Regions from separate parts of the Homo sapiens genome. Here region 2 is linked to region 1. A link is a loop called in an ENCODE intact Hi-C map of the cell type or tissue named here. Cell type or tissue: Caco-2. All regions are shown on one strand. Each heading gives the region's core, and the rest is flanking DNA. Links, peaks and the distances in the headings are about the cores only.

Region 1 (5,384 bases), core at 1,263-3,762:
TGGCCCCGCCGCCGCTCAGCCTTCAGCTCCTGTTCTCCAGCCTGGCTCCCAGAGGTCCAGGTCCACAGGCCTCCTGCACCCCCCTCCTCCCATGGGGGCTGAAAGCACTTCCTGTTTTCAGAACTAGCCCTGGGTTCGTAAAACGTTTTCTGATGTGAAATCCTTGAAACCAGAAGGGCTAGGCAGCAATTTTATGGGATCACTGAGAGATGAGTCCATCTAAAGTTGGCACAAACAGCTCCTAGCCCTACGGAGACTTTCTCAGGGGGTACAGGAGGGCTTGGCCAGGACCCAGCAGCTCGGTGGGCCTGGTGGCACCCACCCTAGCAAGTGAGATCTCAGGTGGCCTCACTCCACCCATCTGTCTGGGAGGGAGCCTGGGACTCTGAACCCCTAGCCACAATATCCTTCAAAGGCTGAGAGCTGGAGCCAGCTGCCCTTGGTGACGAAGTCAGGGGTCCAGGAACAAAACCGAGTGCTGATGGGAGGTGATAACTCAGCCTCAACTTCTTCCTCTCCATGGGAAGAAAGAACAAGGGAAAGGAGGGTTCCTTTTGTGAAGCCCAATATTCTTCATTTCATGTTCCTTTTAAAACATATTTAAAACTGTCGCCACCCTCACCCTCACCCTCATTTTCATGAAGGGCAGGTCTTGCTAAGCGTATCATGAGCTGATTAAGTTTGAGAGGACAGGAGCTGGGCACAGATTGCTCTGCAAAATAAAGGGGTGAAAAGTTGCAGGGGTGAACATGTGTGAAGGTCGGAGGCAGGAGTGAGCCGTGGGGTGACATGTAGGGGATGAGAATTCCCTCAGTCCCCCTCCCCATTGCAGTTTAGGGAGGATTTTCTGACACGGGCCTGTTGAGTAAGGAATGTAGGTTTCGGGTTGTCTGGTGTGTGCCTGGTGAACCATCTGTCTCCCCTGCACAATCTTCAGAAATGGCTACAGTGTGTCTGTGTGAGTGGACTGTCTCGGGAGCCTGTCGGCTGGCTGGGTGCCCCTGCAGGCTCACGGAGACGACACGGAAGAGCCGGGTGACACATGGACAGGTGGGACTTGGGCTATGCACAGAGGCAGGAGGGAATGAAAGTGGGGGGCTTAAGAGGCTTAGGGGTGCAGGCCTCTGCTTTCAGGAGCCGCTGCACTGTGGGTTCCTCTCCAGGGCTTGGTCCCCACGTGGGAGCTTCCGCAGCCCAGTATAAATGCAGAGCATGGGAGCTGTGGACCTTGACTTGAAGAGAAAGTGCAGGTCTTGAGAGAGGGGAACTGAAAAACCAAGAAGACAGCTGGTGAGAGAAGAGGAGAAAAGAGAAGACAAGGTGGCTGTCAGGGTGCAGCAGACAGCCAAGTTAAGAGTTAAGACAAAGATGAGGAACAGGGTGAGGTCAGAATCCAGGAGGGAGCTACTGAGGGCCAGGTCGGGGGTGACGGATCCAAGGAAGGACAGCAAGGCCTTGATAAGATGCAGTGGACCCAGAGGAGAGGTGAGGCCAGCTGGCTCTGTACTGCTGAGCCGCAGGATTTGGAGTTGCTGTCAACTTCGAGGCTGCTGTTAAACCAGGGGGCTGCCAAATATTTTCAAGCGGTGACCAGGCCAGGAGTCTGAAGACTAAGAAGCATGCATTCTGGATGAATTGAAAATCGGTAAGAAAATAGGAGGGGATCCTTTTTTCTTAGAGGATCAAGCTTGGAAAGTCCCTCCTTCTGACTGAGAAAAAAAAGGGATTTGGTTTATTGCAGCTCCCACACTAGCAGGCTGCTTTGCATCTTCCAGTTTTAGCCATTGCCGGGTTCTGCATCAGACACTTTCCTATAACATTACCATCTTATTCAGGTTTCCCCGTAGAATCATTCACTGAAAAACAGCCACTTAACATGGTCCTGCCTGCCTCCCAGGAGTGTCAAAAGAAAATGTGATCCCGTGGAAAAGGTCTCTGCTTTAAAAAAAAAAAAATTTCACTCAAGAACATATCCATGGATTTATTTAATCTCCTTAATATAAAGAAATTATGTTAAGATTATGTTAAGATTAGTCTCCTTAATATGCAGTCACAACAAATTACCTTGCAGAAGTCCAAGCTAGTCAAATTTACTCTCCCGGTGAATCCAGGAGCTCCCTCTTGTTCAAGAGTGAGAGAGACAATTGTCCTATCCTCCCTTAGCCTTGGCCGTGGGAGGCTGAGAGCCAAATGCTATGGTCAATCAGAGCGGCCCTTAGTTCTCACGTGATGTCATGTTCCTTGGTTCCTGTCCCCTGATTCTTGCTGGGTTTCATTCTTGTGTTACAGGTTTATGGTGGCGCTTTTTAAAACACCTCAGAGCAGAGTACGCAAGAGATAGTCTTTGTGGGTTGAGCGAGGAGTCCAGGGGGTGGGGGTTGCCATGTCAACAGTGAGTCACAGCTGGAGAGGCTCTGGAAGGGCAATGTTGGGACATATATATATCAGCATCCGGGTTTCTTGTGTAACAGGACAGGGTGCCGGGGTCAGACCAGGTTAGGAACCTAGAACTGGTTCCTGATAAGATAGAGGAAAACAAGGGACTCCACGCACAACACAGGGTGCCAGGGCTGAACAATATGGGGCGGAGGAAGACGGCTGGTCTTGTGCAGGGATCACTGAGGCTCTCCCAGGGAAGGGACTTCTCTTCTTCCCTTTCAATGGCAGGACCCAAAGCATCTGAGAAGGACCTCTGCCTGCCCTAGTAGCTGGGATTACAAGCATGCACCACCACGCCCAGCTAATCTTGTATTTTTAGTAGAGATGAGGTTTCTCCATGTTGGTCAGGCTGGTCTCCAACTCCTGACCTCAGGTGATCCACCCGACTTGGCCTCCCAAAGTGTTGGGATTACAGGCGTGAGCCACTGTGCCCGGCTAAACCTCTTTTCTTTGTAAGTTACTCAGTCTCAGGTTTACCTCTATCGTGACACAAATGGACTAGCACACCAGTCATAGATCAGCCCCGTGAGTGATATACAGGTGCAAAAAGGGAATTCATCAAATCTATAAGACTATGTTCCCCAAACTGTGCACCTGGGGTATTTCAGCAAACTCACAGGCCACTGTGGGATCTTTAAGATTTCCCAGTGATACACGAAGGCAGCTGTTGGACACCACCCAGCCTACTATTACTGAGTTGTTTGGACCTACCTAATTAGTAAATAGAACTGCCAGGAATTTATTTTGGGTGGCGGGCACCATAAATGAACTACGGAACCACTCAGGGAAGCCCAAATGGAGAAAGGTTGAGAATCTCTGCTCTAAGAGCAAAGGCCGGAGGACCGGCAGATGCTGAAGCAGTGTGAGGGTGCACACGTGTGAGAGGCAAGCGAGGGCGACTGAGACAAATCCAGGCTGAGTGAGGAGGCAGGAGTGGGCTTCTGCGTGTCTGTGTCCAAATGTCCCCTTTTGGGGAACACTTCTGCACTGCTGGTGGGAGTGCGAATTAGTTCAGCCATGTGGAAAGCAGTCTGGTGACTCCTCAAAGAACTTAAACAGGATTACCATTCGACCCAGCAATCCCATTACAGCGTATGTACCCAAAGGAATAGAAATCATTCTACCGCAAAGACACATGCAGACGAATGTTCATGGCAGCACCGTTACAATAGCAAAGACATAGAATCAACCTAAATGGCCATCAATGGTAGACTGGATAAAAAAGCGTGGTACATATACACTATGGAATACTATGCAACCATCAAAAAGAATGAGATCATGTCCTTTGCAGGAACATGGATGGAACTGGAGGCCATAATCCTAAGCAAACTAATCTAGTAACAGAAAACCAAATACCACATGTTCTCAATTATTAGTGGGAGCTAAACATTAAACACACATGGCCACAAAGAAGAGAACAAGAGACACCTGAGCCTACTCAAGGGTAGAGGGTGGGAGGAAGGAGAGGAGCAAAAAGCTATCCATTGGCTACTACGCTTATTACCCGAGTGATGAAATAATGTGTGCACTAAACTCCCATGACACAATCTACCCATGTAACAAACCTGCACATGGACCCCTGAACCTAAAATAGAAGTTAAACAAACAAACAAACAAACAAACAAACAAATTTTCCTGTTTTATAAGGATACCAGTCATATTGGATTAGGGCCCACCCTACTGGAAAACAACCTCGTCTTTAATTACATCTGCAAAGACCCTATTTCCAACTAAGGTCACATTCAGAGGTTCTGAGGTTAGGATTTGAACATATACATTTGAGGGGTGTGATGGTTAATACTGAGTGTCAACTTGATTGGGTTGAAGGATGCAAAGTACTGATCCTGGGTGTGTCTGTGAGGTGTTGCCAAAGGAGATTAACATTTGAGTCAGTGGCTTGGAAAGGCAGATCCACCTTCAGTCTAGGTGGGCACCATCTAATCAGCTGTCAGCAAAGCTAGAATATAAAGCAGGCTGAAAAATGTGAAAAGAGAGACTGGTTTAGCCTCCCAGCCTACAGCTTTCTCCTGTGCTGGATGCTTCCTGCCCTCGAACATTGGACTCCAAGTTCTTCAGGTTTTGGGACTCACACTGGCTCCCCTTGCTCCTCAGGCTGCAGATTGCTTATTGTGGACCTTGTGATCCTGTAAATTCATACTTAGTAAACTTCCATATATATGTATATATTTATTTTTTTATATTCCATTAGTTCTGTCCCTCTAGAGAACTCTGACTAATACAGGGAGCCTAGTTCAACCCATAACAGGTACGTAGTGACTGAAAGTAGTACAGCAAGAAAATCAGCCCAGGCCCCACCTCCTGCAGCGCTGCCCCGCCCCATCCCTGTCCCTGTCCACGCTTGAGGAGCCGGTGCCTGTCCCCGATGCCCAGGATGTGCTTAGTCCATCTTCCACCAGGGTCCTCAGGAGCCTGAGAGTGTGGTGAAAAGGGCAGCCTGGTCACTGTATTGATTTCTATTGAGGGCTGGAAAAAAACTCCAAAAGTGCAAAGGGGAGGGAGTTTCCCTACATATGCTTAAAGCCATAACTTGGCAATTCCAGAGACCTTTGCAAAGAGAAATCCCTCTTTCCAGGCGCATCACTGGAGAGGAAGGCCCTGCGGGGTGAAGGCCCAGGAAGCTGGTGGTTACCCAGCTTAGGCAGCACTGAGGTGAGGGAGTCCAGGCAGAGGTGGTCAGAAGTCATGGTGAATTCATGACTGACACTCCCTGATGCCCCCGACGAAGGCAGAAGCCTCTGGCTCCAGAATGCTTTTGGGTCTATCATCCCCCCAAATTCTCAAGAGAGCCTGTCCTGCAGATGAGGAAACTGGGCCATGGGGAGATGCTGGAGGCCTTGTGGGGGCCCCAGCCCAGGGCTGGGAATCGGGTCTCCACTGCTGTCTCTGACCTGCACCTGACACTGCATCCCAGGGTGTTGAGATTG
Region 2 (5,384 bases), core at 1,545-4,044, 80 kb before region 1:
GAATGAGAGGTTTGCTCGTTGGTGTGGGATGCACCCCAGGAGGAAAGTGCTGAAGTTTGGTGCTGGCTTTGGTTCGAACCTTTCCTTTCTTTAGAAATCAATGCTCAGAGGTGAAACTGAGCACTCACCCGTCACGGTGTGTAGCATATCCACAGCCGGCTCTTCCAGTGCCTTGATTTGCTGTTTCACGATTGTCTCAAATGTCCTGTAATTCACAAAGCCTGGCAGCTCTCTACCACGATACTGATTTTCAAATTTCTGGATTTTTCTACTCAAAATTTTATGGCCTATAGCAGGAAAAAAAACCCTCTAAATTATTTTACAAAAATAATCTTGCACATTTTTCTAAACACAATACCATTCTAAATTTTCTGAAAATATAAATGGCAAGAAAAAGTGGTATCAAATCAAATCTAACTGGTAAACTAAAAATATCCAGGGATTACACACACACACACACACACACACACACACACACACACACACACACACAAAACCAGATCTGAAGATAATTTTCCTTAGTCATCTCAGGAAGGGGAGTGCAGAGCCAGGTACGATGCCAGGAACCCACATACGCAGAAACTTCGAGTAAGACCCTTTTTTTTCATTTGTTTGTTTGTGACAGAGTCTCGCTCTGTCACCCAGGCTGGAGTGCAGTGGCGTGATCTCAGCTCACTGCAAGCTCTGCCTCCCGGGTTCACGCCATTCTTCTGCCTCAGCCTCCCAAGTAGCTGGGACTACAGGTACCCGCCACCACGCCCGGCTAATTTTTTTGTATTTTTAGTAGAGACGGGGTTTCACCGTGTTAGCCAGGATGGTCTCAATTTCCTGACCTCATGATCCACCTGCCTCGGCCTCCCAAAGTGCTGGGATTACAGGCGTGAGCCACCGTGCCCGGCCAAGACCCCTTCTTAAAAACGTACTCGAGTATGAAGTTTTGTGAATCCAATTTTAGTTTTACCAAAGAAATTGTACCATAATACACTCCTTGCCCTCAACTGCATGCCCATTAGAAATGAGCATGAACACTTTCTGGAATTAACAATACATCACATATTCATGTGTCGAAAGTATTGCCATGTGTAGAAAGTGTTTACAAGTCAAATGGGATAACAGAGTAAACCAGGCACATCAACTTGTATGAATGTGATACAGTAGCACTGTTCACTGTGTAAGATGCTGCATTTTTCTTTAAACTTTTGGAATGATTTGTACTCCCAACAATCCACACTAGAGAGAGTTAGCCCCATCAGAAGTTCAGAGGGTTTGAGTTCCTTTTTGAGTGGTAATCTAGAACACTTTTTTTAGTCAGGAAATATTTTCCCATAAGGATTTTTCTAATTGAGATGTCATTTACATAGTATAACATTCACTCTGTTAAAAATATATGGTTCAGGCCAGGCACAGTGGCTCACGCCCGTAATCCCAACACTCTGGGAGGCTGAGGCCAGTGATCACCTGAGGTCAGGAGGTCGAGACCAGCCTGGCCAACATGGTGAAACCCCATCTCTACTAAAAATACAAAAATTAGACAGGTGCCTATAATCCCAGCTACTAGGGAGGTGGAGGCTGAAGCAGGAGAATCGCTTGAATCTGGGAGGCAGAGGGTGCAGTGAGCCGAGACTGAGCCACTGCACCCCAGCCTGGGCAACAGAGTGAGACCCTGTCTCCAAAGAAAAAGAAAAAAAAAAGTGTATGGGTGAGTGAATTTTAGTATATTCACAAAGTTGTGCGACCATCCCCAGACATAACTCCCAAACCCCACATCCATCACCCATCAGTGATAACTTCCCACTTTTCCCTCCCCAGCCCCTGGCAGCCACTATTCTGCTTTCTGCCTGCCTGGGTTTGCCTGTTCTAGCCATTTTCTATCAATGGAATCATAGACCGTGTGGCCTTTGTGGCTGGCTTCTTTCACTCAGCATGACATTTTCAAGGTTCATCCATGGGGTGCTGTGGACCAGCACTCTGTGCCTGTCTGTGGCTGGAAATATTCCAGGACTTGGTGTTACGGGCTGAGCTTGAGTTGTGACCTCTTCAAACTCCAATGTTGAAGTCCTAACCCTCAGAAACTCAGAATCTGACTGTGTTTGGAGACAGGCAAAGAGGTAATTAAATTGAAATCAGGTCACTAGGGTGGGCCCTCATCCCATCTGCCTAGTGTCCTTGTGGGAGGAGATGAGGACACACACACTGAGGGACAACCACATGAGGACCCAATGAGAAGAGGCCATCTGCAAGGCAAGGAGAGAGGCCTTAGAAGGAACCAGCTCCACCAACATCTTGATCTTGGACTTCCAGCCTCCAGAACTGTAAGAAAATAAATTTCTACTGTTTAAGCCCCCCCAAGTCTGTGGTACTTTGTTATGACAGCCAAAGCCAACCGCTACACACAGACACAAGCCAGTTGGTTTATCAATTCATCAGTGGATGGTCATTTGGGTTCAGTGATATAGAAGAGAGCAAACATGGCTTTAGTTGTCACTAGCTCCTTATCCTGACCATCCTCCCCAACTGCCCCACTCTTCTCTGTCTTAAGCCAACGTATCAGGTTTACCACGGTATTGACTCATTGCTATGGTCTACATGTTGGTGTCCCCTAAAAATTCCTATGTTGAAACTTAATCCCCAGTGTGATGGTATCAACAGAGGAGACCTTTAGGAAGGATTGGGTTATGAGCACTCTGCCCGCATAATGGCATTCCAGGCATATCTTGTTTTATTGCACTTCACTGATACCGTATTTTTTACAAATTGAAAGTCTGTGGCAATCCCATGTCAAGCAAATCAGCACCATTTTTTTCCAGTAGCACATGCTCACTTTTTGTTTCTGTACCAGCAATTTTTTAGCAATAAGGTGTTTTAAACTAAGGTACATACATATTTTTTAGGCCTAATGCTATTACATACTTAATAGACTGCAGTAGGGCATAAATGAACTGTTTATGCACCAGGAACCAAGAAGTTTATATGACTTGCATTATTGCAATATTCTTTTTGTCTGGAACTGAACCCACAATATCTCTGAGGTATGCCTGTGGTACCCCTGTAAAAAAGAGGTCCGAGGAAGCTTGTTCGTCCCTTATCCCATGAGAGGACACAGCTAGAAGGTGCCATCTTTGAAGCAGAGAACAAGCTCTCACCAGACACCAAATTTCCTGATTCCTTAAGAATAGATTTCTCACCTCCAGAACAATGAGCAATAAGTTTCTACTGTTTATAAATGACCCAGTCTCAGGTATTCGGTTGTAGCAGCCCAAAAGAAGGGACTAAGACACTCACCTTCTTGAAAATTGTTTTCAATTATTGTACTCCATTTGTGGAACTCGTGTCGGAGTCTGGTAAACAGCCGAATGTCTTCCTCCCCTACAGTTTCCTCTCCTTGCATGAGAGCAGTGATGTCCTGATTAAAGGCATTAACTTTCTGTCAAGAAGAAAAACATCAGTATAAGTGGATAGACTTCAAATCCAAGTGTCAAGGTCATTTGGAGGCCGTGCCTATGTGGAGGGTGGGGAGTCATTCTTTGCTTTCTTATGGGACACTGTGGATCAGGGGAAAGAAGAGGTTTTGGCACTAGAAAATCCTATCCCACCCCTTACTGCCTTAGGGATCTGGGTGATGCTCGTGACAGAGTAGGCACAACGCAGCCTGAGCATCCCTCGCTGCTGACTCCACCCCCACATCTGCACTCCCTGCCCTGCCTCCCTCAGCCCTGTCCACCCTTTGAGTGCTACGGGCCAGATGTCTTTGGATCAGCCTTGGGGGAGTGAAGAAGGAAGTGCATAAGGCCCAGGGTCCCTTTTTTGACCATGACATGTGCTTCTCCAGCTCCATGCAGCTGGCAACACTCACATCTATCAGGAAGAACATTTTTTCATTTTCGTCTTCCGGTATGTCGACACCATACTTTTGTAGCTCCTCTGTTATTCTCTGGTGAGTCTCCTTGATTTGATTTTCTAACAGGGGCAGAGATTTCTGAGGAAAATGGAGAGAAAATAATGGAAATGTGTAAAGATGAACAGAGAATGAAAAGGAGGTCCCGGGCCTCCCTCTGCAGAGGAGTTGTGTGGGCCATTTGACTTCCTGGCTTCCTCTAAAAGGAAGCTTTTCCAGACCCGGGGGAGGTGCAGGGGGGCACACACTGGGGGCACTGTTTTCTGCCCAGGTCTTCCCCCTTCCCCACTCCTGCGACAGCAGCCTCATGAGCAGCACTGTGGCACCCACTGTGCATGGGTCCTAGGCCCCGGCAGAGTGACCCGGGAGCAGTTCCTCTGTGGTCATATTAGGTAAACTCTCTGGAGGGAGACTGGAGAGATCCACTTGTCTAGTAGGTTCTGAAAAAGTGGCATTTGGAGCAATTTGAGATTCAACAACTTTTATGTTGCTTGCAATCAATAAAAAGTGATCAGAGACTTATGTTTTTAACAATACGGTTGACGCCATATGCTGGCTCACCCTTCCACGGCAAACATCTAAAAATGCCAGCTGACATGTGAAAGCTGCACCTTTAAATGTATCGGTGGACTCACAAGTTAGTGAGGGGTAGTCAGAGGCCAGCCCCAGTAACAGTGGCCAGGCAGGGGCTCAAGGAGAAGGCAGCAATGAAGCCCGGCTCAGCCACAAGGGCATCTGTCTAGGTAAGAAAATTCGAACGGGAACTTATGAACCTGACTTGGTGCAGAGGCAAAAAATCAATCCCCATGGGCTTGCTCGAGGTGGGGAATCTAATAAGGAAGCATCCTCTTTCTGCATACAGTGGGACCCCAGAGAGCTCTGCACTCATCATGGTCGGCTGGAAACAACCCTGTTATGCACCCGCATTCCTGGGGACCACGTGGAAGACCTTGCACTCTGGTGCTGAGTTGAAAATTTGAAAAAGGCCAGTCTGGTCAACATGGTGAAACCCTGTCTCTACTAAAAATACAAAAATTAGCCAGGCATGGTGGTGGGCACCTGTAATCCCAGCTACTCAGGAGGCTGAGGTAGGAGAATTGCTTGAACCCAGGAGGCAGAGGTTGCAGTGAGCTGAGATCACACCACTGCACTCCAGCCTGGGCAACAGAGTGAGACTCTGTCTCAAAAAAAAAAAAAAAAAAAAAAAAAAGAAAGAAAAGAAAAGAAAAGAAAATTTGAAAAAGGAAGACACTATATTCAGGCAGACTTTTAAAAAGAACCACAGAGAGCTTTTACAAAGCTTTTAGAAGTTAAAAAATATGTTCATTAGAATGACTAAGACATTATAATAGTGGTTGTCAATGAGAAAGGAAGAGTTAGTAGCTTGTGCATAAGATTTTAATTTTTATTTTGGCCCAGTAGATATAGTCTATCAGCATTCCCCCTGACTGTGGTCCCCTGAAAAGGAATATCCACATTGTCTGGGGGC

Evidence for each region. Hi-C counts contacts between places; a loop is a spot of excess contacts. Peaks named below come from ENCODE experiments on the same cell type or tissue, not always from the same donor. Only the 100,000 strongest peaks of a DNase experiment are listed, where the experiment ranks them.
Region 2: it touches region 1 in a loop (6-fold over the local background); 5 of 110 quality-filtered maps call a loop at or near these places.

Annotation. Positions count from the first base shown.
Region 1 is chr21:41,363,889-41,369,272 of GRCh38, reverse strand. The region is part of intron 1 of MX2 (MX dynamin like GTPase 2); the gene reads right to left. Among named protein-coding and RNA genes, the nearest start is that of MX2, 4.6 kb to the right of the region's middle. RefSeq lists enhancers at 29-88, 1-486, 869-918, 1,086-1,587, 1,639-1,738 and silencers at 349-398, 4,663-4,712. In Caco-2, for the core only: no CTCF peak of the experiment used is centred there; a DNase peak (open chromatin) is centred at 2,382.
Region 2 is chr21:41,444,040-41,449,423 of GRCh38, reverse strand. It overlaps MX1 (MX dynamin like GTPase 1), which reads right to left. Exons shown (of 17, transcript NM_002462.5): 12 at 3,854-3,976; 13 at 3,283-3,424; 14 at 129-287. Among named protein-coding and RNA genes, the nearest start is that of MX1, 20 kb to the right of the region's middle. In Caco-2, for the core only: no CTCF peak of the experiment used is centred there; a DNase peak (open chromatin) is centred at 2,643.